2 separate regions of the Homo sapiens genome follow, and region 1 is linked to region 2. A link is an interaction called in ENCODE POLR2A ChIA-PET data of the cell type or tissue named here. Cell type or tissue: IMR-90. All regions are shown on one strand. Each heading gives the region's core, and the rest is flanking DNA. Links, peaks and the distances in the headings are about the cores only. Region 1 overlaps FILNC1 (FOXO induced long non-coding RNA 1). Region 2 has its middle 130 kb from the start of LINC01625.

Region 1 (16,553 bases), core at 3,079-11,078, 260 kb after region 2:
AGAAAGGAATGAAAACAGGTAAGTCAGAGTAATCTGTGATCTTAGAACATAAGCCCAAGACACCTTTACAACACGTAATCATGCCTATTTCCATCTGCCCCAGAGCTACCAACATTTTAAAATATTGAAAGTAGATGGCTGATAAAAACATATTTTTAATATTACAGAGGGCTTAGAATGATGGGAATGTGAAATGCATTCAAAAATAAAGATTATGATTTAGAAAATACCCAGTTATTAGACATATGAAGAAGATTAGTGAAAGAAACATTTGAAATCTTTGCTTTATGTAGTAATTATGTTCCTGACAAGTCCTATCATAATTAAATGAGTGGCTTCTATTTAAAAGTGTGTTAGAAAGCCTTAAGATAGAAAATACTCTGTTCTTTTAGATTTGGAATTTAGAATTTGTAGTTTCACATATATTATGGGAAGCTTGGTAATGTGTCCTTACATTATTGGGATCATTGACTCAGTTCCAATGTAATAGAAACAGACTCAAATTTCCTTGCTCAGAGCTGCCTCATATGGCTGTGCAGGCCGAATAGAACTGAACTCTAGAGTCACCATTCACACAGACGACAGTGCAAAGTTTGACCCCTAGAACTACCTAATGCTTGAAATACAATAATCACAGTGAGAGGGTGCTCAAATGCCTCTTGGTTGAATACAGTGGTGTGAAATTCATATTGGTAGTAAATTCAGACTTACTTCCTAATATAATTTGAATAATTCAAAGAAAGTCTTCTACTAAACATTTTATGCCAGAAACCAAGAAATTGAGTAATCGCTTATTCCCAGAGATTCAGAGAATTTTCTAAATTTCTCTTTCTTCTCTTTTATCCTCTCCTTTAAATGAAAGTACTAATCTTGCAGTAAATTTGTTTAAAAAGCAAATAATCATTTTGAAATGCCAATAATGACGTCCCAAGGTTCTAATTTATCTTTTTAAAGAGGATTGCATTTCATATTTTGAATTGGTTTTTAACAAGGCTAACATTTTACTATATAATTCTTTATGCTTTAAAAGTATTTGACGTAAATTGTGTTATGTGATGTTATGACAACGCCGTGAAAGACGAAATGAGCATGATCATTCTATGTTACAGACAAGAAAGTTATTGCTCAGGAAAGTAAGAGGCTTATTCAAGGTCACCCAGAAAGTAAGGACAAAGCTAGGATGACAATTTGCTCTCCTCATTTCTATATTTGCTACTTTCAGGCTAATTATTTATGTTTTTACGTTAAATAATAAAATGTAATGTATATATTTATCTGACATATCTATGATTTTTTCTTTCTTTTTTTTTCTGTTTGTTAGTGTACTAGTGAAATTGGAAATATACCTATTAAATCCTGAAGATGAGGAAAATATATCCTGCTAAGTTGGAAAAAATTAAAAAATTAGTGAAAAAGATAAAAACGTTATGTACTGGAAAATTAATGAACTCACTCTCAGTGGTCCCAAGTTCATTTTTCTTATGCTAGAAAAGATTCTTTAGAATTATGCATATAAATTGTCAAATAAAATCGATAAATCCAGTAAATCTCCCTTCCCACACACACCATCAGTGGATAACAAAACTGGGTTGGTGATAACTTTTACTTGTTAACAGGTTGTTCCAATTATTGGGTAGAGACAGGTTTTGTAACTTCTGGAAATCTTAAAACGTCTTGTCTCTCAACTCAGTGATTGAAGTGTAGCAATATGGATTGAATCATTTTCTCATCTTTATTTCTGATATTGACTCCAATAAGTTAAAATTGCAAGTGTTGGTAATAAGCAATCTGGAGGATTAGCCAAAGTGCACTGTTTGCCTGTGTCAGAACCTGTTAGTCAGGCTCTGCAGGACTGACCTACATTGCTTCTTAATGCATCTCTTTGTAGAAAGGTAATTCTAATATTACCGTTGACCTACCTATTACTTAACCTCATTTATTAAATATCTTCCTTGTGCAGGATATTTTACCAGATAAAGAAATTAGGAGGACTAAGGGCATAGAGTAAAAAGAGAAAGAGATCTATTTTAGATGAACACTGAACTTTATATCACAGAAATAATCCACTAATATATGGTTCAATGTGCATTACTTGCTTTGAGAGCCATAAGTACCTCTAGTAAATAAATGCATTTATTGTACATTACAATGAAAAATTTGTTAAATAACAAATGAATGATTACTAAAAGCCTATTTTAAACATACATAAGAACAACTAATTTCATGAATGAAAGTGCATATTTGGTGGGCATATGTAATCTTACAACATTGGTTTCACTCAAGTTTTTAAGCATTTTTTATAGCATTTTTGTATATTATGGGACAGCATAAATTAAAAAAAAACCTATAAGTAACTGCCATCTATCTTAGAAAAAAGTAACAAAAATTACTTTTTTGCTTATGTGAAAGTGGTACATTTTAATTTTTATTATGCCAGTAATGAAGATTATATATTGACATATTGAATCCTGTTTTATCTCCAGGTTTTATTTATAAATGCCTCACTGTTGGAACCTGCATGAATGAAAGCTGAATCTCAAAGATCAGACACGTTGGACTTGGAATAATGTCCATGTTATGATTCCAATCTGTGCCTAAATCTGAACCACTCAGTTCTTCATGCTTGTTGGAATCCTCCTAAAATTGGAATTTCCTGGGAGATATCCAGTACTTTTTGGGCTGTAAACAGCAAAACAAACAGCCTTTCTTGTAATATGCTACGTCTAGTGCTAACTGAATTCAAGAAGTTTATGAGTGTGGGGAAAGTAACTTGATGTCTTTGCAAACTTACAAATTTGCTTCAGTTTAAATTTTGACCAAAAATTCATCTCAGGAATATGTTTTGGAATAATTCTTTGCTATTAGTTATAAATGTGACAAATATCGTTTAAACAATAAAATATTATTTTATACAACAAATTATGGCAACAAATTCCTTGTAGTGATAGATTTTTTAAAATCTTTAAATCATAGATAGGGATTTATTATGCTCCATGTCAATTATATGCATGTTTGTGTGTATATGTGTGTATATGTGTGTGTATATATATTTCACTTAATCTCTGAGAACAGTCTGAATTTTTATGTTTCTCTATTGTATATAATTGAAAAACATAAGACAAAGAAATCACTTATTAGTACGTTGATAGATAAACGTGCTTGATGCCAAATATAGACACACAAAATACACTTAATTCTTCTGTAAGAACTCTTAAACATCTATGAGAAACATCTTATCAAATTGATTTCCCCCTTTCTCCTTAGTAAAAAAATCCTGACGTTTTTAGGTTGACACAATGCCACTCAGCTAAACAATGACATTTCCCAGACTCCTTTGTGTTTAAGTGTGGCCGTATAACTAGGTTGTGCCCAAAGACAATTAAGTATAACTGTTGGGTATAATTTTTCTGAAAAGTCTCCTTAAAAATATGACGGTTTTTCCTTGCTTTCTTTTTTTCCTTGTTATTTAGAGTACGAGTATTGTATCTGTAGCTCCAGCAGCCATCTTGGACCAGAATATGATGGTCTGGAGAATGTAAGCCATGTGCAGAATGATACTTACAGACAAGGGACTGTGTACTTCATTGAACCGTAAAGCTGCCATAGTTGCCTTGGATACTCTCCTTGTGGACACCTTTTATGTGCAAGAAAAATAAACTATCTTGTTTAAGCCATTGTTATTTGTGGAATTTTCATTACATGCAGTTGAACCAAGTCATAACGAATTTAGGACTATGACTGGGTTGCTGCAAAACAGAACTTAAAATATGACTTTGGCTAAGTGAATTGAGTGGAGAGGAAGATATTAAGAGGTGAAAAACTGTTGACCCTGTCATGTGGTTGCAAAACATTTAGTCAAGTTATTGCCTGCTACGTCTTGAAGACCACGTTTCATAATGTATAGTTGGATGATGATAGGAAACATTAGTGTATTTTAATTGTCTTTTGTTCTTTACATCAAAAAAGCTAAACTCAGACTAAGAAAAAACCATCAGAAATCATAGATGGGAAGGGGGGATTCAGAGACGCTCGGTTTGCCTTCAGCCTACCATCTAAGTATGACATACAGGCCTGTAATTTCAAGGCTAGTAGAATTGACAAAACAAAACTGCCCTCATACACACCACACTGAATTACTTTCCTTTAAGATTTCTCTACCAAAACCTGGGATCCAGACAACTGACAAAAATCCCAGTGAAGACGTTGACTTCTACTCATGTTTCAAGGGGTCTCCGAGTAAATGCCAGTTATTGGTGGCAATGCCAGCAAGTTAAGGATTGGAATCTTCAGGTTAGAAACTATGTCTAAACATGATCTTCATCTGTGGTTACTTTAACATGCAATTGACTACACATACTCACATGAAATCCAGAAAACTTTCCTGAGTGGATCATGATGTCATCTACTAAGTTCCAAAAGTAGAATAGGATACCAGGATTCTCCAAAAACAGATACCATCAAAGGAAATAAAGGACTAGGTACTAGTTTTTACAGAGCTAGATAAATCAAAGAAAGGTTGGAACCTTAGTAAGCATCCATTTTGGAATGGTATGCTCCTTTGAGTAGCTATGGTAGAACATGTGAGTGTAAACCAAGATGGCTGACATATTTAGTGGCAAGGCAGAATAGATTAGTATGGCCCATGCAGGGTTTGTAATCACTGTGGGAATTACACGTTCATGAGTCTGTGCAAAGTCAGTTTTGTATATCTACACATTGTAGTAGCAAAAAGAATCAGCAATATCAGTCTAGTGTCTTCCAATTTCTCTCTGCTCTGGAAATTTGGAGGGGGTGGGGGGGAAGGGTCGGGCGCCGTGGCTCACGCCTGCAATCCCAGCACTTTGGAAGGCGGAGGCAGGCGGATCACGAGGTCAGGAGATCGAGACTGTCCTGGCTAACACGGTGAAACCCTGTCCCTACTAAAAATACAAAAAATTAGCCAGGCATGATGGCAGGTACCTGTAGTGCCAGCTACTTAGGAGGCTGAGGCGGGAGAACGGCGTGAACTCGGGTGGCGGAGCTTGCAGTGAGCCGAGATCACGCCACTGCACTCCAGCCTGGGGGACAGAGCGAGACTCCGTCTCAAAAAAAAAAAAAAAAAAAAAAAAAAAAAAAAAAAAAGCCTGGCTGGTCGCAGTGGCTCATGCCTGTAATCCCAGCACTTTGGGAGGCCAAGGTGGGTGGATCACCAGAGGCCAGGAGTTCAAGATCAGCCTGGCCAACATGGTGAAACCCCGTCTCTACTAAAAATACAAAAATTAGCCAGGTACGGTGGCACGTGCCTGTAATCCCAGCTACTGGGGAGACTGAGGCAGGAGAATCTCTTGAACCCAGGAGGCAGAGGTTGCAGTGAGCCGAGATCACGCCACTGCACTCCAGCCTGGGTGACACAGTGAGACCCCATCTCAAAAAAAAAAAAAAAAAACAAACAAAAGAAAAGAAAGATAAAACTTATTTGGACTGAATAAGGCCTGATATTAATAGCAAATGTGTAGCTGGGGAGAGAGAGATTGGACTTTCTATTACAAAGGATGTGGTAGTCCAAGAAATTACTCAAAACTGTTTTTCAAAGGTGATTAGATTTCCACCACATGTTGATGAAGTTGGTTATCCTGGGTACATTAAAAAATGGCTTCTATCACTAAAGCAGGCTGATAATCACTACTACACAAATAGATTTTTAACTAAGATATATGAGTTCTTGCGCAATGAAAAGAAATCGTGAAAGTGGTATTTTAAATAAACCAATCTTTCCCATTAGTTTTCTCCTCTTCTCTGTTTCCCTCTCTGTCTGTTTCCTCCCACTCCTTTTCTACCTCTTCCTCCCTGTCCTGCCCCTCTCCCTACACTAAGCATGAAGAGTTCTGGAAATGATTTAACAGCCATAATACAATAATCCTAGTGATTATAACGTGCTTGCCTTTTATATAACTTGCTTTCTTTTTTATTTCTCAATTCTTTGGCTTCTGTTAATTTTCTTTTTTTATTCTATGCCAAATAAGAGCATAGATCTATTGTTTTTTTATTCCCTTGACTGATCTCAACTAGTTTCATCCATGGCCAGGTGCAGTGGCTCATGCCTGTAATCCCAGCATTTTGGGAGGCCAAATTGGGAGGATCACTTGAGCCTAGGAGTTTGAGACCAGCCTGAGCAACATGGTGAGACCCCGTTCCTACAAAAAATACAAAAATACCAGCTAGGCATGGTGGTGCACACCTGTAGTCCCAGCTACTCGGGAGGCTGAGGTAGGAAGATCACCTGAGCCTTGGAGGTTGAGACTGCAGTGAGCTGTGGTCACACCACTGCACTCCAGCCTGGGTAACAGAGTGAGACCCTGTCTCAAACAAAACAAAACAAAACAAACAAACAAACAAAACTAGCTTCGTTCATATTTTATATCTTGTATCTACTTTCTAGAGAAAAGGATTATAATTCAACTGGATTCAAAATAGATGTCTCCTGTTATTTAAACATGTAAATCACACACACACACACACACACACACACACACACACACACACGCACACACACACTCACTGTGGCATAGATTGCCTTTTCCAATAACTTCTGATCAAAATTTCCCCATTTATCACAAATGTGCCTACACATTAATCTTGGAGTAACCCCAAGGCAATGATCTCTCTGAGCCACTTTATCCCTACAAACCTGTTTCCAAAACTCACATAGCCTGCTGCCATTCTTTTCTATCCATCTGTTCTTCTTTAAGTTTTGACTGGAGTTTGTTTTTTGAAGAGCTATGAACACTTAGTCATATGCATGTTTCAAGTCCAAAGACTTCCTCTAGATAAATATGTTACACGTACTTACTTTTTCATGCTGCAGATTTTTCTTTATTCATTGTACTTTAAATTTCTCATAATTGATGAGTGTGAACATACTTCATTTTATTATGCTTTGCAGATGTGGCTTTTTTTTTTTTTTTACAAGTTGATGGTTTTTGGTAACCTTGAGTTGAACGAGTCTATTGGTATCATTCAAAAACTTGTGCTCAGTTTGTGTCTCTGTGTCACATTTTGGTAATTCTCTAAATATTTCAAATGTTTTCATTATTAATATATCTATTATGGTGATCTTTGATGTTTCTATTGTAATTGCTTTGGGGCACCACAAACTGTGCCCATATAAGATGGTGCACTTCATCAATTAATGTGTGTATTCTGACTGCTCCATTGACTGGTTATTCCCGTTTCTCTCCCTCTCCTTACACTTCTGTATTTGCTGAGACACAACAATATTGAAATCAGGCCAATTAATAACACTACAATGGCCTCTGTGTGTTCAAGTGAAAGGAAGAGTCACAGGTCTCTTACTGGAAATCAGAAGCTAGAAATGATTAAGCTTCATGAGGAAGGCATGTTGAAAGCTGAGATAGGCCAAAAGCTAGGCCTCTTGCACCAAAGAGTTAGCCAAGTAGTGAATGTAAGAGAGAAAATCTTCAAGAAATTGAAACTGCAACTCCAATAAACACATGAATAATAAGAAAGAGAAACAGCCTTATTGCTGATATGGAGAAAGGTTTAGAGGTCTAGGTAGAAGATTAAACCAGCCACAACATTCCCTTAAACCAAAGCCTAATCCAGAACAAGGCCCAAACTCTAATTCTGTGAAGGTTAAGAGAGATGAGGAAGCTGCCGAGAGAAGTTTGAAACTAGTCAAGTTTGGTTCATAAAGTTTAATGGTATCTCCATAAGTCACAAGTGGTGATGTAAAAGCTACAAGTTACCCAGAAGATCTGACTAGGATAATTGATGAAGGTAGTGATATGGGTTGGATATTGTCCCCTCTAAATCTCATGTTGAAATGTAATCTCCCAATGTTGGATGTGGGGCTTGGTGGGAAGTGTTTGGGTCATGGAGGTGGATACCTCATGACTTGGTGCTGTCCTCACAATAGCGAGTGAGTTCTCACGAGATCTGGTTGTTTAAAAGTGTGTGACACCTCCCCGCTATTCTTTCTCTTGCTCCCACGCAAGCAACGTGATGTGTCTACTCCTGCTTCACCTTCTGCTAGAGTAAAATCTCCCTGAGGCCTCTTCAGAAGCTAAGCAGGTGCCAGCATTACACTTCCTGTGCAGCCTGCGGAACCATGAGCCAGTTAAACCTCTTTTCTTAATAAATTACTTGGTCTCAGGTATTTATTTATTTTTGAGATGGAGTCTCGCTGTGTTGCCCAGGCTGGAGTGCAGTGGTGCAATCTCAGCTTACTGCAACCTCCACCTCCCAGGTTCAAACCATTCTCCTGCCTCAGCCTCACAAGTAGCTGGGACTACAGGTGCCCGCCACCACGCCTGGCTAATTTTTTTGTATTTTTAGTAGAGACAGGGTTTCACCATGTTAGCCAGGATGGTATGGATCTCCTGACCTCGTGATCCACCCACCTAGGCCTCCCAAATGCTGGGATTACAGGCATGAGCCACCGTGCCCAGCCTCTGGTATTTCTTTATAGCAATGCAAGAGCAGCCTAACACAGGGGGCTACTCTGACAGATTTTTAATGAAGACAATGCAGCCTTAGATTAGAAGATGCTATCTAGGATTTTCATGAAGACAAGAAGCCAATACCTGGCTTCAAAGTTTCAAAGGACAGGCTGACACTCTTCTCAAGGGCTAATGCAGTTGATGACTTTAAGTTGAAACAAATGTTCATTTACCATTCTGAAAGTCCTAGGGCCCTTAAGAGTGATGCTAAATCTACTTTGCCTGTGCTCTATAAAGAAAAGAACGAAGTCTGGAAGATGGCCCATCTGTTTATGGTATGGTTTATTGACTATTTTAAGCTCACTGTTGAGACTTACTGCTCAGAAGAAAAGATTCCTTTCAAAATAGTATTGCTCATTGGCAATGCACCTAGTCACCCAAGAGATGTACAAGGAGATGAATGTTGTTTCCATGCCTGCTACCACAACATCCATTCTGCAGCCCACCAGGTCAAGGGGAAATTTTGACTTTCAAGTTTTATTAAGAAATACATTTTGTAAGGTCATTGCTACCATAGATAGTGATTTCTCTGATGGATTTGGGAAAGTTAATTGAAAACCTTCTGGGCCGGGCACCTATAATCCCAGCACTTTGGGAGGCCAAGGAGGGCAGATCACAAGGTCAGGAGATCGAGACCATCCTGGCTATCACGGTGAAACCCCTTCTCTACTAAAAATACAAAAAATTAGCCGGGCGTGGTGGCACACGCCTGTAGTCCCAGCTACTTGGGAGGCTGAGGCAGGAAAATTGCTTGAACCCGGGAGGCAGAGGTTGCAGTGAGCTGAGATGGTGCCACTGCACTCCAACCTGGCAGAGCGAGACTCCATATCAAAAAAAAAAAAAAAAAAAAAGAAAAGAAAAAAAAAAAGAAAACCTTCTGGGAAGTATTCACCTTTCTAGATATCATTAAAAACATCTGTGATTCATGGATGGAGGTCAAAATATCAACATTAACACAAGTTTGGAAGAAGTTGATTCTAACCCTCCTGGATGACTTTGATAGGTTCAAGACTTAGTGGAAGAAAATAGCTGCATACGTGGTGGAAATCACTGCATACGTGGTGGAAAGCTAGAACTGAAGATGTGACTGAATTGCTACAATCATCAAACTTTAATGAATGAGGAGTTGCTTCTTATGAAAGAACAAAGAAAGTAGTTTCCCGAAATGGAATCTACTTTTGGTAAAGATGCTGTAAACATTGTTGAAATGACAACAAAGGATTTATAATATTACATAAACTTATTTAATAAAGCAGTGGCAGGTTTTGAGAGGATTCCCTTCAATTTTGAGAGAAGTTCTCCTGTGGGTAAAATGCTATCAAACATTGTAGCATGCTACAGAGAAATATTTCATGAAAGGAAGAGTCAATTGATGTGGCAAACTTCATTGTTGCCCTATTTTAAGAAATTGCCGGCCAGGCGCGGTGGCTCACGCCTGTAATCCCAGCACTTTGGGAGGCCGAGGCGGGTGGATCACGAGGTCAGGAGATCGAGACCATCCTGGCTAACAAGGTGAAACCCCGTCTCTACTAAAAATACAAAAAATTAGCCGGGCGCAGTGGCGGGCGCCCGTAGTCCCAGCTACTCGGGAGGCTGAGGCAGGAGAATGGCGTGAACCCGGGAAGCGGAGCTTGCAGTGAGCCGAGATTGCGCCACTGCAGTCCGCAGTCCGGCCTGGGCGACAGAGCGAGACTCCGTCTCAAAAAAAAAAAAAAAAGAAATTGCCATAGCCACCCTAGCTTTTAGCAACCACCACCCTGATCAATCAGCAGCCATTAGTAAGGTGAGACCTTCTACCAGCAAAAATGTTACAACGTGGCTGGGTGCAGTGGCTCACGCCTGTAATCCCAGCACTTTGGGAGGCCAAGGTGGATGGATCACCTGAGGTCAAGAGATCAAGACCATCTTGGCCAACATGGTGAAACCCCAAACCCCGTCTTTACTAAAAATACAAAAATTAGCCGGGCTTGGTGGCATGCACATGTAGTCCCAGCTACTCGGGAGGCTGAGGTAGGAGAATCACTTGAACCCGTGAGGCGGAGGTTGCAGTGAGCCGAGATTGCACCACTGCACTCCAGCCTGGTGACAGAGTGAGACTCCGTCTGAAAAAAAAAAAAAAAGAAAAAAAATACAACCTGACAAAGGCTGAGAAGATTGTTAGTAGTATTATTTAGCAATAAAGTTTTTGTTTTCTAACTTTTGTTTTAGGGTCAGGGGTACTTGTGAAGGTTTGTTACATAGGTAATCTTGTGTCATGGGAGTTTGTTGTACAGATTATTTCATCACACAAGTATTAAGCCCAGTACCCAGTAGTTATCTTTTCTGATCCTCTCCCCCCTCCCCGTATCAGTATTTTTTAATGAAGATGTAAACTGTGTCTTTTTTCAGACATAATGATGTTGTACACTTAACAGACTATAATATAGTGTAATCATAACTCTTTTTTTTTTTTTTTTTTTTTGAGATGGAGTCTGGCTCTGTCACTCAGGCTGGAGTGCAGTGGTGTGATCTCGACTCACTGCAAGCTCCACCTCCAGGGTTCACGCCATTCTCCTGCCTCAGCCTCCCGAGTAGCTGGAACTACAGGTGCCCGCCACCACGCTTGGCTAATTTTTTCTATTTTTAGTAGAGACAGGGTTTCACCGTGTTAGCCAGGATGGTTTCGATCTCCTGACCTCCTGATCCGCCCACCTAGGCCTCCCAAAGTGCTGGGATTACAGGTGTGAGCCACCGCACCTGGCCTGTAATCATAATTTTTATATGCACTGGGAAACTAAAAGTTTGTGTAACTCCCTTTATTGTGATTTTCACTTTATTGTAGTGGTCTGGAATTGAACCTGCAATATCTCCAGGTATGCCTATACTGAAGTCTTCTTTCAGGTAAAAGATTTACTATCTATGTTTTGTGACTCCCAAGTATCAAAAATTATCTCAGGATGTCCTGAAGTCCTGTGAAAGTTTAAAAACATCAACATAAATCCACTTTAATTTTAATAAGAAATGTTTGCCAGGGTGCTTTTTAGAAAGTATTGTAAAATTAAATAAGTAATTCCCAAGAAGGTTTTTAAAAATCGTAATAAAACATTTTAAAAACAATTTCCATGTCTAACTGAAGTAGCTATTTTTTTTGTAAACATTCTGCAATATTTTTAAAGAGAAAATTCCCATTCATCAAGTCATGCTAATCAAAATCTTATATAGGTTAAACAATATTGAAGTTATTACATTCATTTAGAATTATAAAGTCTTCTTGGGCGTGCATTTAAATGAGATTTAAATTCCAAAGCTATTTTCACATTTTTATTATTGAGTAAAAATCTGACTAACACACATCAGGATGGAATTTGTTTTCCCATTTGTCTGTTATGATTTGATTTTGCTCTGATTTGAATCCTATTTACTAATTCACCTCCAAATCACTCCACTATTTAAACACTCATTCCTAGGTGTCATTCACTTGTAACAAAAATGCAGTTCTCCATCCTGCTAAAAGCACATTCCTGGAATAAATGTGTCTCCTTTGGGAAATGGTAGGAGGGAAAAAGTTCTTCAGGGGTTTTTATGGGACAGAAAAACAGAAACAATAACTACCTATTTAGCTTCGTGTTTCTTCTTTTTTAATCTGGTTTTAATCGGTGCAGAACCTTACCTTTCATCCATTCTGAAATTATCTTTTTTTACTTCGGTTAACAGAGAACTTACTCAGAAGTTGTGGACATGTTTAACTATTTACATTTACAGTCTACCTGTATTCAATTATATGTATCACTGTAGACCTCTATTTTTTAACATAGTTTTTTATAAAAGACGTTTTAGATGGTGACTTAGGACACACTTGAGAAAAATGTTTGCATTTACTCCTTAATTTCTTTGTAACTCTAAGTACCTATTGATTTATTGTAGCTTATTTCTTCAAGTGTTTCTGTTATCTCTGCTTTGAGACTTGCATTTCTGACTTTCTTTGCTGCCACTATTTGTAGAAAGCAGCCACAGGGAAGGTACCTGTATCCCTTAAGAGACTGAAGCAAATAAATCATTTACCATTTAGAAGAAAGGAAGGGTAAGTAATTTTCTGACCTTCCTTGATTTCTGTCTTTATTCTGTTGCTTTGATATACCTAACAGCTTCTCTGTAGACTTCCCCCTTCTGTAGTGCTAAAATAATTTCTCATTAGCCTGACAGTCCACATGAAATTAATGCCACTGTTACATTAGCTAGGGGTAGGGGTGAGGGTTTAGGTGATTGAGCAGGCCAGTTTAAAAGAAGAAGAAAGCAAAATCTTTACTCTCAAGAAGTTAAAATATTAAGGCAATGAGGCACATAAGGAGTAATGAAACTGAGCAATGTGTCTTCAAGTGCAAATTGACATAGCACAGATTGAGAAAGCAATGCTGTGAGGGGATAATGCATGTACGAGGAGATGTTCATCCTGAAGGTGACTTTGCTGATGCTTGTCAGAGAGATATCACCATAGGTTATTGGAGGGAAAAGATGTGGGCATGCAAATGAGCAGTCTCACATAAAGTAATTTGACTTGTTAGAGACACGGTGGGAAATAATGCAAAGGTTCATTTTTTTGGAGAGAAGTAAGTAATGAGTGAAAATAAATCAAATGAGGAATGTCCCACACAGCTCCTTAGTGTATCACACTCTTCATGTCATGCAACCAATTAAGTCTTCATACATGACTTGGGAGGGAGATGCTATTATCACTTTATATATGATCAAATTGAGGCTATAAGAGATTGAACAATTTGACCAATGCTCATACAAGTGGCATATGGTGGGACCAATAGTGTGTCTGGCACTAGAAGCTACAGGCAGTAGCTTCTAAATGCATCACTTTTGGTATGTTTATACAAAAATTTCCATGGTTACATTTCAGGTTATCAATAGGTAAAAACATTTCTTATATTTGTATTTATAATAGAAATCTCCTTATGCCATCACCTTAGAGTAAAACACTGACATCAACAGATTAGTATATTAGAGCAAAGAAGTAAAAAATCATGTTAAAAGTATAAAATTATAGCCAGAGCAGGCCAGGCGCGGTGGCTAACGCCTGTAATCCCAGCACTTTGGGAGGCCGAGGCGGGTGGATCACGAGGTCAGGAGATCAAGACCATCCTGGCTAACATGGTGAAACCCCGTCTCTACTAAAAATACAAAAAATTGGCCAGGAGTTGTGGCAGGCGCCTGCAGTCCCAGCTACTCAGGAGGCTGAGGCAGGAGAATGGCATGAACCCAGGAGGCGGAGCTTGCAGTGAGCCGAGATCACACCACTGCACTCCAGCCTGGGGGACAGAGCGAGACTCCATCTCAAAAAACAAACACACAAACAAAAATTATAGCCAGAGCATCAATTTTGACTATTTTAAAAGTCATCAATTTTGACTATTTTAAATTATATTTAAAGAAAAATATAATGAGCAGAATATTGGTCAGTTATGAAGAAACAGAAGAAGGCTGTTCATAGTGGTGCCTATTCTAGCCCTCTCCAGGAGAGTGAGTATCTGGTCTGGGAAACTGGCCTGTCCAGCCCCAATTATAAACCCAACCTTGATAAGCCACCTCAGGCTGTCCCATTAGACATTCTCTTCATCTTTTGAACTCTCTTTCTGATTCCCTTCTACAAAGAGAATGAGCTGGTCCCTTTAGAAGTTATATTTCTCATAGCATTTGAATAAATTGGGATGGAGTTTATACACCATTCTGTGGAAAAACTACACTCTGAATGTGTGGATGGGTCAAGGTCCTGGGACCATACTTCTGAATAGAAGATTTACCCTCAGGGGCACTTTCTGTGTGCTAAGTGGACACGCCAAGGTAGTGTTGTATTGAGAGTGACTTTTCCTCCTGGAACATTTGCAGGGACATCACAACATTTAATCATGTGCCAATTCAGATATCAAAGTTACAACTTAATATAGGTTGTGGTATCTTTATAAAAAGGATTAAAATAATTATTGCCAAAGTCAAATATATAACATGAATCTATGTAGTATGCCAGAATGTAATGTATAAACACTTTATTTGAAAAATCTTTAGATACTGACATGTTTACTGAACTCTTTCCTTCCTTCCTTCCTTCCTTCCTTCCTTCCTTCCTTCCTTCCTTCCTTCCTTCTCTCTCTCTCTTTCTTTCTGTTTTTTTGAGACACGTTCTCACTCTGTTGCCCAGGCTGGAGTGCAGGTGACCTTATCTCAGCTCAGTGCAACCTCCCCGTCCTGGGCTCAAGCAATTTTCCAGCTTCGGCCTCCAGTGTAGCCGGGACTACAAGCTCGAGCCACCAATGCCCAGCTAATTTTTGTATTTTTTGTAGAGCCAGGGTTTCTCTGCATTGCCCAGGCTGGTCTTGAACTCCTGAGCTCAAAGTGATCCACCCGCCTCAGCCTCTCAAAGTACCTGGAATAACAGGCATGAGCCACTGTGCCCAGCCTGAACTCTCTTTCTTATAGTTTTTTTTTTCTATATGTAGATAACTATAATATAATAGTAAATATCTGTGTGCATCCAAATAGCTCTAAATAGTATGATAATTTGCTCATTAAAAAAAACTGTGGTTAGCTTATTTAGTAATGTGAATGACTTGATCAACTGTAGTTCTCTCAGGATGTACTTTTCTTTGGAAAAAGTTATTTCTCTTTTTGAAGAATAGATTTTGCAGAATGGAGATAGAGTGGGGGAAGGGGACACTTCAAAGTGTGGAAACATGAGGAAACTTCAGAGTTTGTAAGCAATTCAAGGGGCCCCTTAAGGGAGAGGAAATGACCAGAGGGGGATGGAGGGGAGGTGAAGAGAGAGAGAGAGAGAGAGGAGAAAACTGAGGGAAAAAAGAAGGAAAAAGAAAAAAGTTATTTTTGTTAACTATATAATAAATGATAAATATTTTTTGTATTTAAGTAGTTATTAAAACAAATGGTTAACTTGTGTATTGTTTTCCAGCTCTCCTGGTTCTCTCTGCCTTTCCTTGCTTGCTGAAACATTGAGTGTCCTTACATCTGGGCAGTACATCTGGCAAGAAAATGTTTATGATTCCTTTGCTGCTGTTCAAATTCTCAACCTGCTACTAGACTGTTTTTGGAGATGAACTTTTTCCTAAAAAGGCCTTGCTGGTATTGTTTGGAACAAACTTCAGGATCATAATTTTCCAGAAAAAGCAGTTGCCTATTTAAACATTTATTTGACGATAGCATACTCATGTACCTTTTTGTTATCATTACTGTCATTTATGTAGTCATTAATTATTACAAAATTGAACTTTAGCTCGTGTTAGAATGCTATAGCTATGATTGTCATTTTACCTATTTGAAATTTAAATGTTGCCTGTCCAATATTATGTCCATTTTACCAGAGGCTGGAAATTCTATTCTCAAATTAGTGATCTCATCGTTTAAATGATGACTATGGTCCTCAGCAGTGGAGGAAAAACAACATTTGTTGAATCTGACAACTTGATATATTCTTTCTGTTTAGCCTCACTGATGAGGCTATAGAGACTCCTAGAGCCTTGCAGTTGGCAGGAAGCTGTGAGCCCCATGGGCAGCCTCCCATGTTGGCAAGCTCTTTCCCCACCCCAACCAGAGTACAGGGAAATCTACTGTTTCCTTAAACACACACACAGGCAAGAGTCTCATTATTTTATGGAGCATCAAAGTCCATCATTGAACAATTTGATTGCTAGGCAGTTCTTTATGACAGTTAACTAAAAGCTGTCGTGCACTATTTGTCCTGTTTCTGTCCCCTAGAGCAAAATAAAGCAGAGCTGTTCAATTTTCATATAACAGTCCTGAAGGTAGAGGGGTCTACACAAATCTTCCACCCCTGATGAGGCAGACCTGGGCATATAAATGTGAAGGCTTGGTTTTCTTGATAAGACCATGCCAACCACAACACAACTTTTGAGATTCTATTACGTACCAGGCATTGTTAGTCTTTAATACATTTTTTTCTGTTCCTCATTCCAACTGTGCACTGCTGTATGTATTATCTTCAAGATATAGACATCAAAACTGAGAATCAGAGAGTTAAATAGCCACCTAAGATAACAGGAC
Region 2 (16,553 bases), core at 3,848-11,847:
TTGTATTTTTGTAGAGATGAGATTTCACCATGTCACCCAGACTGGTCTTGAACTCCTGAGCTGAAGCGATCTACTGGCCTCAACCTCCTAAACTGTTGGGATTACAGGCGTGAGCCACCTCACCCGGTCAATTTAAATTTAAATAGCTACATGTGGTCACATAATTGTATAGTTCAGCTCTAGGAGGCCAGAAGAGATGGGCCTAGTAAGATATAAAGAAGGTAAATAGGTGGAGCTTGGGAAAATAATTAACTACTTACATGGTTTGGAACTAAAGGAAGAAGTAACTGAGTTTCAGACAAATGCGATTTTAACATAGGGAAAATGTAAGGTAAACACATAATCTTCTAGAAAGATAAATTTACAAGTCTTAACAAAGTTAAAATCCATGAAAAAGAATGTTTAACTATCTATTGGCTTCTCTCCAAAACTATACAGATACACCTACCTATAGCCTTTCCCCTAAAAAGGATCCTGTGATGATTTCCAATATCAAATACATAAGTTCTTTGAGCTTCTTGGAAGTAGCAGGAGACCCTTACAGTATGGTTGTGCTAGAAATCATTATTTAATTGACTGCACCACAGGAAAGAAGTTGAGCTTTTAAGGATAAATGGGTCATGCGATGACTTAAATCACCATTGAAAAAAATCTCTCATAAAATGTTTTGTTCTGGAAGAATATCACCTATTTTAGAAATCAGTTCAGAGGAACTCTTTGGCTGGAACAGCTTGTATCAGACAGAGTTGTTTAAAAATTGTATGTTGTGTTACCGCTAGCAACAGGCTTCTGAGATGTTTTGTGGTTAAAAGTCATCATACCTAACTTGCAGCTGCTAATCAAGGAAAGAATCAAGAAAAGGAGGGAAAACTTTCCCTCATATTCCAAAAAGAACAATGCCAAGAAAACATTCTTGGATGGGGGAGGGTTGGTAATGGGGCGGGGCTCTCAGAATAGAGGGATGCCCTAAATGAAAGTGATCAATCTGTGCTCCATCCTTCTTGGGAGACACAGTTCAAGACAGAACAGAGCCCTTGCAGCTCATGCACAGGAGCTAGAAAGGAAATTAAAGCTGTGTATTTAATTGTGTCTAGAAAGCTAATAAAAGAAAAGAGACCACATGCAGATAAAAAGAGGTGCACCTGGAGATAAGCCTAGGAGGAATCTAGCTTCAAGGCAGTGGATACAGTGTGGATTTAAAAAGCAGCCTAGGCTGGGCGTGGTGGCTCATGCCTGTAATCCCAGAATTTTGGGAGGCTGAGGCGAGTGGATCACCTGAAGTCAGGAGTATGAGACCAGCCTGGCTAACGTGGTGAAAGCCCGTTTCTACTAAAAATACAACAACAAAACAACAACAACAACAACAACAAAAATTAGCCAGGCATGGTGGTGCTAATCACAGCTACTTGGGAGACTGAGGCAGGAGAATCACTTGAACCTGGGCGGCGGAGGTTGCAGTGAGCTGAGATTGTGCCATTGCACTCCAGCTTGGGCAACAAGAGCAAAAACAAAACAACAACAAAAAAACAGCTTAAATCTTTAGATGGAAGACCAAGGTTAGATTAAATTGTGATAAATAAATACAGATTTCTGAGAAAGGTACTTATGATAAATTCAAATTTATGCTCTTTAAAGATTGTTCAAAATTCACTGTAACTGAAATAATGGGATATGGATTTTAAAATGCATTAACCTTGGCCCATTTATAGCCACGTAGGAATCTCAGTTAAAAAGGAACATATCATCCAGCTGCCTTCCATCACCTGGTGACAGTCTACTTGAAATGTATTTTCTTGAGACATTTTTACACTTCTATCTCAGTCCCCTTATCATTAGAATAAAGTCAATAATATCTATATTTATCTCAGCATGTTTCACAGAAGTGACAAGCAAGAAAACAAGTATAAAACTCTTGAACATATGCAAATACAAGCAATTTTATTTATTATTTGAGTGGCAAATGATGTCCCTGAAAGTTAAATCTATAAACTTAAACACAGGGAATTATTACAACTAGTATTGAGACAGGGTTTACTCTTCCTACTGGCTAGTTGAAGGGAAGTGCAGTGGGGGAAGACAGAGAATGTGACCATCCTGCGAGTTTGCTAAGTAGCTGAACTTCTAGGTATTTCAGGGTCTGTGAGAGGAAGGGCTGGAATGAGAACATTAAGTACAGCCCAAATTCTTTTCTACCCATTATAATGGAAATTAAAAATATTTGTATGTTTTCATTATGGTACAACCTCCAATGTGTGCATCTGGTTAGTTCCAGGCATGTATATAATTTCTTGTCCATTCACAAAGCACCTCTAACCATTGTGGAAAGTAAAACTAACTAACTAACTTACATAGAGGGCCACTGCTCTCTAAATCATAAGATTAGAATGAGGCTGTCCTTTGGTTATGTAACTAGGAATAATTTACTTACTCCTTTTGGGGAATAATATTCTCTGTTTTAGAATAAAGTTCATCTAAGGTCTTGGGTTCTAGGACCCTGAAGTTAAGGATCACAGAAGGATCTTAACTTTCTTAGGGCTTACTCAAATTAAGTAGCTGGAGCTACTGGCTGGATTCATCAACTCCTTTTGAGATTCTTTTTCTTAGTGATTATAGGTCTCAGGAAAGAGGATGAAGCAATGGAAGGTGCTTGAAGGAAGAAAGAGGCCCCACAGAGCTGTGTTTTTAAGAGCTGGCTAAGAGGGCCTTTGGAAGAGGGATCTCAAAGCAAATCTGCTTGACCAGGGAGGAACAAACTCATATATGTTTTAAGTGCCAGTCATGTGAAGCAACTCTACTAGGCACTTTATATGTCATCATTTTGTTTAATTAGCAGGGAATAGGAAGAATTGAATAATGTCCTTGTTTATGTAATTTGGCTATAAAGTAAAATTCTGCCTGGTGAATTCCAATTTCCTATTGACTTTTGCGTCTCATTAGAGACTGTCCCTGTGGCTATGGCTGCTCCAGTGATCTTTCTTTCCTGGAAGTTTCAGTTTTTACAGGCTCAGTTATCATAACAAATTTGTGTCATCTCAGTTATAATTAGGCTTACTTAAAGGGATGTTTTCATCATTGGTGTTGCTCCAAATACATATTTTTCTCCTAAGTATGTTGGAATTAAAATATTGTCAATGTTCAAGGGCCAAACACATAAGGCCATGCTTGTGTTTTAAGTCTTCAGACCCTGAACTCCATACCCTGGATCCTTGCTGTTGGAGTTTCCATAGGGAATGAGGCTCCCCAAGGCCTCTGAAAGAAATGGAGCCCAGCCAGCTGAGTCAGGCTGGGTCCCACGCCTCTGTAGGGCCGAAGTCCAAAGCAACAGGCAGGCAGTTCTTGCAGGCTTTTTCTCTGCAGAGTCATTAGAATACTTTATTGTCTTTTTTTTTTTCCCCACTATTTCAGCAGCTCGCTCTATGAGGACATATTCTCCTCATCCACAGAAGCCCTTTTCAAACATTACTAAGAAGTCTGATAAGAAGAAAAAACATCCACTGATGGGTTCTCAGAAAGAAAGCATTAGATTTAACTACAGGGCAATACTGCCCTGATTACCACAGGCCCAGCTGACGGCAAGGTTGCCAGGCAGCTCTCGTCCTGCCAAGAATGGTGGTGGAATGAAGCAAGCATGTGGTTTGTATTACCATTTTTCAGCTTTTTAAGGTTTAGAAAAGAGAACGTCACCAACAATGATAATTCACTTTGGAATGAATACATTTTCAATGCAGTGTTCAGCAACTGCTGATGTGTCTTAAATCCTAGAGTTCATATGCAACATTTTACAATGTGAACAAGATAAAGCACAGGAGATGTCAAGATCCTACTATATGCAAATAACTAAGTTTCTGGCCAAATCCTTCTTTTAAAAAAAGAACGAAAAAATGAAAAACCTCTCCAGCATTTCTAAGCTGCTACTTACAGCCTTTATAAAGATAGCACAGGAAAAAGATGCTAAAGCCAAAGAGTAAGCTAAATTCTGCCTTCCATTTCCTGGCACCATCTTCTTTAAAGTTGGGGTTGATTTTCTTAAATGTTTCAAGTCATAATTTGCCACAAATGAATCAATCTGTAAGCTGAAGTTAAATCATAAAATTCAAATATTTTAATTTGTCTTTTATTATCTTTTTTTTTTTAATTTAAAAAAGGAGAGACAGATATGGGATTATTCATACTTTGCATTCTCCTGGGTGTTCTTGGAAATACTATTCTCAGAAAGTCAGAAACACTAAATTGGAACAAATGATTTGATCCTTAGACAAATTTACAAAGTCATATGGTTTGAGGATCTGCATTGAGTTTAGTGAACTACCTTATGAATTAAGCCCCTTCCTCAAAGAAGCACAACTATTTTCCTCTCAGTGAAGCACATCGATATCTCCATGACATTGCTGCCAGCCTGATCCCTTAAAGAAACAAATATTAAATTAAGAAACTCATGGCCGGGCGCGGTGGCTCACTCCTGTAATCCCAGCACTTTGGGAGGCTGAGGCGGGTGGATCACAAGGTCAGGAGATCAAGACCATCCTGGCTAACACGGTGAAACCCCGTCTCTACTGAAAATACAAAAAATTAGCCGAGTGTGGTGGCGGTTGCCTGTAGTCCCAGCTACTAGGGAGGTTGAGGCAGGAGAATGGCATGAAGCTGAGAGGCAGAGCTTGCAGTGAGCCTAGATCGCACCACTGCACTCCAGCCTGGGCGACAGAGTAAGATCCCGTCTCAAAAAAAAAAAAAAAAAAAGAAAAGAAAAGAAAAGAAACTCATATTGTTCAAAGCCATTTTCAAGGAATTCAGGTGCTCCTTAGAAATCTGTTGCCTTCTTATGACATCGAAAAGATTCTGGGAAACCCATGAAGACACTGCACCTCCTGGAAGCAGCGTTGTTCTGTTGGAGGTTACAGGGCAGCAGAAACCAGAAAGAATCCATAGCTGGTGCAGTCATACATTTTTGCAAAGACCTTCAAACAAACAAAAAGTATATAACTTGTCAGTCTTGAGGGCCTGGCCTAAATAAAATGCAGCCCTGCTTAACAAAATCCTGTCAAATGTGGTCATTTGGGCTCTAAAATTATGCTTTGCGAAACACTAAATTAGTTTTGTCAAAACATAACCTTGGTTCTCAAAACATTGTCAGAACTTCTAAAGTTCAATAACGGGGCAGCATTTGTAGTTTAGGTGACATTAATCCACTCTATTTATTCTACATAGCATCCATCGAGTTATCCGCCTGTCCCTCTGTCCATCCATTCATCTAACCATTTCATTCAGTTTCAACACGTAGTGCCACATTCTTACTATGTGCCAGGCAATGTGCTGGACCCTGAACACAAAGATAAAAAGACACAGCCATAGACTCAAGGCTGGTATCCTAATAAAGAGATAGATGTGATAAATTGTTATAATCTAGTAAAATGACCACTGCAGGGGACAGGCCATGAAAGCATGAGGGAAATGATTGCTGTGATACTGCATTAGTTCAGAATTCTCTAGGAGCTCAGCTGAAGACAGATCGCTCTTTTCAGATACTTTTTTTTTTGAGATGGAGTTTTCGCTCTTATTGCCCAGGCTGGAGTGCAATGGCACAATCTTGGCTCACTGCAACCTCTACCTCCTGGGTTCAAGCAATTCTCCTGCCTCAGCCTCCCAAGCAGCTGGGATTACAGGCATGTGCCACCACGCTCGGCTAATTTTGTATTTTTAATAGAGATGGGGTTTCACCATGTTGGTCAGGCTGATCTTGAACTCCTGACCTCAGGTGATCTGCCCACCTCGGCCTCCCAGAGTGCTGGGATTACAGGTGTGAGCCACTGCACCCGGCTCTTTTCAGATACTCTTTAAAATTCACAGAAGACTTAATGTCTGAGATCACTTTATTTTTTTTTTCTTTTGAGATGCACGTGATTGATGACACTGTCACAAGTATATATCATCATGGAAATACCCAAATAAGGTGTTTGAACACATATTTCTCAGAGGAGGAAGATTTCCTGGAGAGGCTAAAGGAAGAGAGGAAGATATTTGGCAGCTGTTGATTGGTGGGTTGCCCTCCCACTAGCTGTAATGACATACCCTTCTTCTCTTTTGAGGAAACATCTAAGGATGCAACTAAATGAGAGTGACATTGTATGGGATATACCAAATTTGACATAATTTACTTAAAAAACAGATATTTTGAAAATTTTATACTTAGTTACACCTGATAAGTGACAGATTTCATAGATATTGACGGTTGTGTTGATTCATTGCAGTTGACCATGACTTGTTGAAAAAGCTTGCAAAGGCATCCTTAAGGAGTTTACATTCTCCTAAGGTAAGACTGTTGGTGTTTTAACACATCACTTCAAAAAAAATTATAGAAAATGAATTTAATTTTATAATTTTATTCTTAGTGACTCTAGGTGTCATCAGCCACATATAGGCTGACAACTGCAACTGCCCTCCTAGTTTTCCAACATTAAGAATGAGAAAGTGTGGTTGCACTCAACACTTATTTATGGCTGGGGAAGTACCCTCTCTGTCACACAGCAGTTCAATAGAGCCCCAGAGGGGAATTTAGAAGGCAAGCCTGATGGTCTTATAGCAGTTCTTTAGAAGGCCCCTGAGTTCCAACAGAACATGTCCAGAGGATGTAGCTGAGTAATTAGGCCAGAGGTGGTGGTGGTAGGGGTGGAGTATGGCTTATTCTAGAATCTGTAGGCCTGGGTGATAAGATTAGAGGATGTGCTAGACTAGGCAATATTCCCTTTACTCTGTAGGTTGAAAGGACTATGTCTGGTCACACCACAGGATACGCTGTTATAAAACCAACTACTAATTCAGAGTTTTTCATTTTTATCTTTGCACAGTCCAATCAACAACAATCGGTTGAGGGCACAGTTTGTTGATCTTTTTCAGTCACTAAGACTGGAAGCTAAAAACCCTAAGATTGGAAGATCCATTTGGTCCACTTCTTTTAGTCATTGAGATGCCACTGTTATTTCTGCTAAACAAATAAAGTATACTAAAGCCATTGAGAAGCTTTATAGCTTAGTAAATAAAAGGCAGGGAATGAATTCACTGTGCATATCTCAAAAATTTGATTCTTTGAATATACTTGCCATCTGTCTTAAACTTTGCACTGAATATTGTTTGATGTTGGCCCTCGTTAGCTGGCTCAGGTTGGGAAGAAGTGCTCAGTGACTTGGTGCAGAACCACACTTGGAGCTGCTGAAGAAAGGGAGCTACTTCCCTAGGAGTGTCAGCAAGTGTTTATGAACTCACGTGTGTTTCTAATGCATGCTGCAATGCTCTTCTTGGCTACTTTGTTCAGAAGTCCATAATCAGTATTTATTAATTTAACTTAAATATATTTTTCAAGTGAAAAAACAACCAATAAACTGAAGTTTCTGGCCAGGCGCGGTGGCTCATGCCTGTAATCCCAGCACTTTGGGAGGTTGAGCGGGCAGATCACCTGAGTTTGGGAGTTCTAGACCAGCCTGACCAACATGGTGAAACCCCATCTCTACTAAAAATACAAAAATTAACCGGGTGCAGTGGCAGGCGCCTGTAATCCCAGCTACTCAGGAGACTGAAGCAGAGAATCACTTGAACCAAGGAGGCGGAGATTGCAGTGAGCTGAGATCGCACCATTGCACTCCAGCCTGGGCGACAGAGTGAGACTCCGTCTCAAACAAAACAAAACAAAACAAAACAGAAGTTTCTTAGTCATTTACCTGTATATACCTCTGAGCCAGTCCCATGCCTCAGCCCGCTAACTGATGGTAAATACTTGATCATCTATAGCTATCCCAGTGGAACCATAGTAAGGACATCTGGACAAGACCCCCAGAGCTTCCCCTGGCCATGCAGTGCTGAGAACAGCCTTCCATGCTCGTAGAGGGGGAGGAGGCCCATGGAGATGGTGAATCTACAGATTATTGAGCCCTAGATAAAAGGGCCCCTCTTCCTTCATCTAGAGTTTCTCTGTTTCCTCTAATTTTCTGGCATCCAGAGGTGTGCCTAGTCTCCACTAAAACTTACTATTTGGAGGCCTTTTATCCTGCCCTGTTCCTGCAGGCTTCTTTTTTTCAATGCCAGACCCTGCCTCCTATTCCTTATCTCAGTCACCTCAGACAGGCATTCTCACAGTCTAGCTTTGCAACAGACACTCCGGATTGCACCCTATGGCTTGGAAGCTGTGTCTGTTTCTTGTTTCCTTGGATTAGGAGAGTTGCTGGGCGGGGGTCTGAACTAGCCCCACTGCCCTCTCCCTTATCCTTTACCTCCCACCCCCTCATTTCCATTTGACTCCAGCCTAGTCCACTCTCACCCTGGCCTCTCTTCTGTCCTGGGTTTTTGTCCCACTTAACCAGCTCATTTCCTCTACCTCTATTTCCCTCCAGGGCTTCCCTGCACAGTTGGACTTTCTGCCGACAATAAGCACCTCAATGTGAATGACTTTATTTGACCCTTTGTTGCCAGTGAATACTGACAAGCAAGGAAAATGGAGATAAGGGATTTGGAAACTTTTAAGGGGAAGCAGGGAGAAAGAGGAAGGCTGCTTTTGAAGGGGAGGTGAAAGGACAGAGGCAACAGGAATTGTGGACATAAATGGTAAACTAGACAATCTGTCTTGATACCTATTTGTACGGCCTTCCAGCTCTGCTCACTCCAAACATGGCAAGTTTTGCCTTATATGATTGTGGTTCCTGTGTACCTCTCACGTTCCTTCATTTCGTTCATCCGTTCGACAAATTTTTGTTGGCTGCCAACTCCAAGCCAGTCGTTATTACAGGTACTAGGGATTCAATGGTGGGCAAAGTGAACTCTCAGGAAGTCTACAGAGGAAGAAATGGAAATCAAATTATCACATGATTAATGTAAATGGAGTGGGGGAGTTACATGATGCAGAGAAAGGTTATGATATATGAGTTTAACCAGTTCACTAATATCTGGAAAAATATCTCAGGAAAAGTAAGAAGGTTGCGAAGATTTAGTGGCAATATAGGGTATAATGTGGTGAAGATAGAAAGAAATACCTTTATTGCAAAATCAGAAGATAATGAGCAAAAGCTCTGTGGGAGAAAGGAACATCGTGTGTCCAAAGGACGGAAGGAAGATCTGCATGTCTGGGAGGCAGAGAGTGGGTGGGAAAGGTTATGGGATGTGTCTGGAGAAGGGGGTTAAGCATTTTGCTCTTTCTCCTAAGAGGAATGGGAAGTTATCCACTATTGCATAACAATTTATCCTCAAACTTAGTGGCTTAAAACAATTATAAACATTTAGTATCTCAGTTTCTGTGGGTCAGGAATCCAGGAGCAGCTTAGCCAGGCAGCTCTAGCTTTAGGTCTCTCAGAAAGTTGCTGACAAGATATCTTACAGGGCTGAAGTCATCTGAAGTCTTGACTAGGGCGACGGATCTGCTTATAAGGTGGCTCACGTCGTTGGAAAATTAGTTTTGACTGTTGGTGAGAAGCTTGAGCTACTTCTCCATAAGGCTGCTTGAATTTCCATGCCATGGTAGCTGTCTTCTCCGAGAGTAAGTAATGAGAGAGAGAGAAAGAGAGAAACAGAGAAAGAGAGAGAGAGACAGAGACAGAGAGAGGGAGAAAGAGAGAGAGAGAGAGGCAAAGGTATATTTTTAAAAGCTTAGCCTCAGAAGTCACATTGCACTTCCATCACATCTATTTGTTAAAAATAAGTAACTAGGGCCGGGCGTGGTGGCTCACACCTGTAATCTCAGCACTTTGGGAGGCTGAGATGGGCAGATAGCCTGAGGTCAGGAGTTTGAGACCAGCCTGGCCAACATGGTGGAAACCCCATCTCTACTAAAAATACGAAAATTAGCCAGGCGTGGTGGCGCATGCCTGTAATCCCAGCTACTTGGGAGGCTAAGGCAGGAGAATCACTTGAACCTGGGAGGTGGAGGTTGCAGCGAGCCAAGATCATGCCATTGCACTCCAGCCTGGGCAACAAGAGCGAGACTTCATCTCAAAAAAAAAAAAAAGTAGCTAATTCCGTTCCACATTTTATTAAGGAGAGGAGAACTAGGCTTCACTTTTAAAAGAAGTAACATCAAATAATTTGGGGCATATTTAAAAACCACCAAACCGTTAAAGAGAGTTAAGCAGGAATGGTCACATGATTAGATTTGCCTTTCAAAAAAATGATACTCTAAATGGAAAACCAATTAAATAGGACCAGTATGAAAGTGGGTACACTGGTTAATAGATATTAAGTGATATCAGGTGTGAGATGTTGGTAGGGTAGAGTAGGATGCTGATAAAGATGAAGAGAAAAGATGAAGGTAAAATAGGTCTTGGCAATCAATTGGATTTGAAGGTTGAAGGAGAGGGAATAGTATAGATTCTTAGATTTCTGGTTTGAATAGATAATGTGGTACTCACTGACATGGAGAATACCAGGAGAATACCACTTTGGTCTATGATAGATGGTGGGGGTTAGCATGATTTTTATTTAAGACATATTAACTTTGGAGTATCTTTGAGATATCCCAGTACAATTATCAAGTAGTTTCTTGGTTTTAAAACTTGGTTTAGAACTGAGAAGAGAGTTCTCAGCTGGAGATATAAATTAGCGAATTATCTATACATAGATAGGAAGGAAATCTCTGGATTTGATGAGATCTCTTAGAGAAAGAATGATATGAAAAGAGAAGAGGATTTTGGGGAGATTGGATTTTGTCCAGCAAGTATTCACTCTCTTCTGTCTTTATTATGGCTATTATTTCCTATGGAGTATACTTCCCCGTCCCATTGGTGCTGGCCTTGGCCATGTGATTTGTTTTGGCCAGTGAGATGTCAGCAGAGGTGACAGGAGCAGATGTTTGAATTGTGCAGTGGAACTTTCCCTTTTGTGCTCTTTCCTTTTGCTTCATAAAGAACATGCCTTGGATAGCCACTGGTTTATAGAGGAATTAGCACGTTTGGACCCAATTCAAAGTTTGGAGCCAAGTCCAGCTGACTCAAGCCTACGTAAGCTGAACCCTATCCACAGATATTGAGCAAGAGATAAATGCTTACTTTTGCAAACCACTAAAATGTCAAGGTTTTGTTGTTGTTATGCAGCATTGTGCTAACAGCCGACTGATGCAAAGGCCTAGGATCTAGTGGCAAGAAACACTATTCTGGTTTTTTTTGTTTATTGTTTTTTTTTTGAGACAGAGTCTCGCTCTGTCGTTCAGGCTGGAGTAGAGTGGTGTGATCTTGGCTCACTGCAACATCCACCTCCCAAGTTCAAGCGATTCTCCTGCCCCAGCCTCCCAGGTAGCTGGGACAACAGGCGCCCGCCACAACGCCCAGCTAATTTTTGAATTTTTAGTAGAGGCGGGGTTTCACCATGTTGGCCAGGCTGGTCTCGAACTCCTGACCTCAAATGATCCACCCATCTTGGCCTCCCAAAGTGCTGGGATTACAGGCATGAACCACCGCGCCTAGCCAAGAAACACTATTCTTTAAAGTTCTTATTAGATTGCGTGCAAATTAAGAGTAGTATTTATGTTTGATACATGGTTGTATTAGCAAAACAGCATAAAGTCTTGGTCAAATACTTGGTGAATGTATGAAAGCATGGACGGACACAGTCTAATTTAGGCATGGCTATTTATCATAGATGTCTATAAGTCACATACACATATTCTTTTTTTTTTTTTTTTTTTTTTTTGAGATGGAGTCTCACTCTGTCACCAGGCTAGAGTATAGTGGCACGATCTTGGCTCACTGCAACCTCCACCTCCCAGGATCAAGCAATTCTCCTGCCTCAGCCTCTGCAGTATCTGGGACTACAGGCACGCACCACCATGCCCAGGTAATTTTTGTATTTTTAGTACAGATGGGGTTTCATCATGTTGGCCAGGATGGTCTCAATCTCTTCACCTAGTGACCCGCCTGCCTCAGCTGCCCAAAGTGCTGGGATTACAGGCGTGAGCCACTGCGCCCGGTGCATACATTCTTATAATAGCTCTTCCAAGCAGTGCGTCCTCAAAGAAGAAGATGCTCGAAGAAAGCTTGATGCTGCCGTCTTCAAGATCAAGAACTGCATCCCTTTCCCTGAGTACATTTTCCTTACATGTTGTAAAGAAATGCCCTAGAAAATTGATGTTCTATCTAAATACTATGTGAATATTTTAGAATATATTTTATTGTTGTTTTTAAAGCAGATTTCAAGTGAAGAAATTTTAAAATTAAAAAAGAAAGTTATTAGTGGCAATAAACACGCCTGTAAATAGTGTGTCAATGGAATGAAGGCAATCAAAGTGGCTCTTTTGGCTACTAACGTTTTCATAAAAGCTTTGATTAGTTATGAGGTAATTGTGAGAGATGATGAGTTGGAATCCAAGAAAGAAAAAATAGTTTCTCTAGTTTAACAGCTGTGGAATCTTTTGGTAATTGCTGGAATATTCCTTTTCAGTAAACTTAAAGTTTGCTTTTCTTTACATTACAGTTGAATGCTTGATGTGAAATATAAATTTTAACTTTGTCTTATTTACAACTTTCTTCTTCAGTGTGATTCTAAATTATAGTTGAGAAGGAGAGAAAGACAGCACTTGGGTTTATATGTTATCTCCATTAAATAGAAAAACTGTAGGAAAAGCAAAAAAAAAAATAGGTGGCATTTAAAATATTTGCCTTTTCACATTCTGGTTGTTAATTAAAATGTGATTTTTTTCCCCCACAAATGTCTATATAAAAATTGTGTGCCTGTGTGCATACAGGCAAGTGCAGTTGTCCAGTGTTTATAGGGGACATGTTAAATTATACCTTGCCTAGTTTGACCACAGTGTGAAATTTTAAAGTACAAACACGATCAAAAAGAAGAGTGGTTTCAAAAATGAAGGAACAACAACATTCCATTCTCCCAGAACCTTTTCAGTCTCTCAAACAGCTACCCCCTACTCTCTTCTCCCAGCAGTCACCAGAAACAACATCCCATTCCCCACACCACCCCCCACCCAAGAGTAAAGAGTACCATCAACTCTGAGAAAGAAACTGCAGAAATAACAAAATTTATTGGAGTGGATAATTCCTCACAGAAACTGCCAATCAGCTATAGACGCAAATCTGCCTTCCTTATCCTTCACCCCACCCCTTAGTTGGGCAAACAACCTAAACCCTCAGGAGAAACTTCGCCTTTCAGCCAAAGAATAATACAGATGACACTGCCAACCTGGAATATTTTGCTTGTACTTCCCTTCTACCTTCTTTATTACAACAGCTGACTGTGTAGCTGTGAGTCTTTTTGCCTTTTCATTTTGTTCAGGGTTCAAAAAAGTTATTATTTTACCCCAAAAGAATCACATAAACATGGTTAAAAAAGCAAACAGTGCAGAAAGTAAATGTCTCCCTCCCCTCACCACTCCTTCCTCCTTTTCCCAATTCTCTTAGACTTCCCAACAGCAGAAGTGTTGTGATGGGAGGAGGGAGTGTGTGTGTGTGTGTGTGTGTGTGTGTGTGTGTGCGCGCGCGCATGAGAGAGACAGAGAAAATTGGAGAGAAATTCTTGATGCCATCTTATTTTTGATTTAAGAAGAAAATATGTATCACACACAGAGATCCCTTCATCTCCCCACCCTACTCTCCCCACCAAAAAAACCTCTGCTGTTTAGAACTCTAAGAGAATTACTGGTCAAAAATCTTTCAGATTAAGCTCATTCCAAAGACATTTCCAGTATAACCAAACACTGAGAAACACTGGTATCCAGCCAGGCGCAGCCCCTGCCATCTCTGATTTAGTGCAATTTGATGATGATTAACTCAAAGACAGGATGGAGATGGATTCATGTAATAGGAAACAAAAAATCCTTCATTTATTTATATTTAAAATATCCTCTTTCTTGATTATTTTAGAGAATAAATTTATATACATTTAGGATGACTTTGCTGATAAGGAAAAGTCTCTTGGGCCTTGCATTTCCTTCTTAATTATAAAGGTTTGTGGAATGTTTTTCTGAGAACAGAAACCCTTCCTGAAGGAGTTATTCTTCCTAGAATGTTAGGAGGGTCTCCACTAGGTAAACAATGATGTCAGTGCAAATGTTTGAGTACTCTTCTCTCCCATCCAACTTGGCTTGGGGTTTTTTAGTTCTATTACTTGACTGTTTTTGAAACAGATTGAAAAATTTGCTCACCAAGAGAACAATGATTAACAAAATCTGTAAATTGCATTTCACTTGCTAATCAATAGCTCAAAAGAAAATCTAAATCCATGACTAATGGCCCAGGAGTAAACTACTTGCTTAGAAAAGCCTCTTTCGGTCAAAATGTTCTTTTAGAAATCTTTAGGGTATTTTTCTTTTCTTCTGTTCCCTATGTTATTATTCTACATTTTTAAAAACTTACACACTCTATAAATAATAAGGAAATATATTCCCAGGCCTCATTCTCTTTTTAAATACACATGAGTATCTATCATCAGTTTTTCCTCTGAATATCTATTCTCGGATTTTCCATGAGACATTGTAGAGTATTGGTTAAGAGTGTCTGCTTTGGAAACAGCTGTTCTGACTCAAGACCTTACCAGCTATGTGGTTTAGATTAACTTTCTTAATTTCCTTATACCTCAGTTTTCTCAATTGTAAAATGGGGATGAAATTTATAATCGTAGTGTGAACTTGATAGGATTGTGGTAAAGTCTGAATGAGAAAATGTAAGCCAAGCTCATGTTCTAGTTCTATCCCACAATAAGTCTCAATGAAGGGTGGCTTAAAAAAATAAGATATACAGGCCGGGCACAGTGGCTTACGCCTGTACTCCCAGCACTTTGGGAGGCCAAGGCAGGTGGATAACGAGGTCAGGAGATCAAAACCATCCTGGCCAATATAGTGAAACCCCGTCTCTACTAAAATAAAAAAAAATTAGCTGGGCATGGTGGTGTGCACCAGCTACTCAAGAGGCTAAGGCAGGGGAATTGCTTGAACTCAGGAGGCAGAGGTTGCAGTGAGCTGAGATGGCGCCACTGCACTCCAAATAAATAAACAAATAAATAAATAAGATATACAAAATAAAAAATTTTAAACTTTCAAAAAATCCCCAACTAAAAAAAAAATCAACAAAATATGTGATCTTGGATAAACAGAGCTTACCTCTCCAGACTGTTCTGTGTCTGAAGTTTTGTGACAGTGGGTAAAACAGTACGCATAGATAGAAAGACTAAGTGACAGTCCAGGGATGCCCATGGCAGTGTGCTGGTCTGTGTATGGAATATCTAGAGTATAGACTCTAGAATGAAAAAGTCAAGAGAAGTTATGTAGATCATAGAAAGATTAGACCAAATGGCCCAGGGAAAAATATGTGTTATCAATTGTATTACTGATTGGAGGGCACCGAGACTATGGCTAGTATTTCCATGTGGGAGTTTACACATTTTTGCCTACACAGAATTCAGGGCCAAAGAGATTACTGACTTGGCCTTATTCATCTGAAAAATTTTAAGTTTCAACAACAAAATGTACCTATCAAGGTTATAACACATAATCATATTAGTTCTTTTTCATATGTGTTTGTCTAGAACTGGTGCATTCATTTATTCCCTAAGGAATCAATGTATATCTCTTTCTTTGTCGGCCAAGCCTCCTAGGTCTACTTTCAAGGCTGTTGAGGTAAACTGATAACACCAATAGGGTATTTGGGGTAATTCTGTGAGGCAATGAGGGATGTTTACTACTCTTATTGGGGGGTGGGAGATGGATGGTGTTACAACTATGGAATGATTCTAAAAGGAGGAGTAAATGTCTGCAGAGTGAGAGGGAAGAGGAGAGAGATATTCTGTATGAATAGAGATGCAGAAGTGATAGACTGGTTGGTAGCAGGAGGTGGATCCAAGGTCAAAGGAGGGTTTGTAGTGAATGTGAAGCATGTGGGAATATTTGCAGGTTGAAGTGGGAAAGTCAGAAAGGAGAGGAAGGTTAAAGGTATAGGAAGAGGGGGGCAAGTTCTCAAAGAAGGTGGTGGTGGCCTTTAACTGAAAGAATACCCCACCATTTGGGGACGTAGAGTAAAGGAGATAAGGTTAGATGTGGGAAAAAACTCTGATAATTGTCATTGATTTTCCTTTGATTAGAAAATACATTTTCCTTTGACCACCAGGATAAAAAGCTGAACTGTTTATTAGAATTTCCCTGAATGCAAAAGAAGTAGAAAAAGAAGAAAACAGAGAAACATATTTTATAGTGGAATACCTGTAAATTCTCTACTTAGAAAATATTAACTTCGAATTCGTTTTTCTGTTTTATCCATCTTGCAGAAAGACTTGTTTTGTGTGGGTGTCAGTTGGCTAAAAACATTATATATTTTTTTACAAAATTCTCAGTGCTTACAATCTTGTGTGTACACAAGGCAGGGACATTCTTTGTATTATCAAATATTTGATTTCCTGTGAGGTTAACATATTTTTATTTCCCTATTTTGTGAATTGTCAGTTTTGTTATCTGAAAGAAAGCTTTTTTTTACAAAACACCTTCAAGCGAAAGAAAAAAAAAATGCCTAGGATTAAGAGAATTCAAATTCTCTGATCTGGGGTGGATGAATGGTGGAAACAGGAAGAAAATAACCAAGGCAGAA

What was found. ChIA-PET counts read pairs that join two places held together with the same protein. Peaks named below come from ENCODE experiments on the same cell type or tissue, not always from the same donor. Only the 100,000 strongest peaks of a DNase experiment are listed, where the experiment ranks them.
Region 1: POLR2A ChIA-PET joins it to region 2 with 11 read pairs; 2 of 35 experiments call an interaction of 5 or more read pairs at or near these places.

The regions. Positions count from the first base shown.
Region 1 is chr6:139,856,802-139,873,354 of GRCh38, forward strand. It overlaps FILNC1 (FOXO induced long non-coding RNA 1), which reads left to right. Exons shown (of 3, transcript NR_038399.2): 2 at 1-18; 3 at 2,484-3,670. Among named protein-coding and RNA genes, the nearest start is that of FILNC1, 94 kb to the left of the region's middle. In IMR-90, for the core only: no CTCF peak of the experiment used is centred there; a DNase peak (open chromatin) is centred at 6,750.
Region 2 is chr6:139,594,598-139,611,150 of GRCh38, forward strand. No RefSeq gene overlaps it. Among named protein-coding and RNA genes, the nearest start is that of LINC01625, 130 kb to the left of the region's middle. In IMR-90, for the core only: no CTCF peak of the experiment used is centred there; a DNase peak (open chromatin) is centred at 10,944; H3K27ac peaks cover 1,813 bases.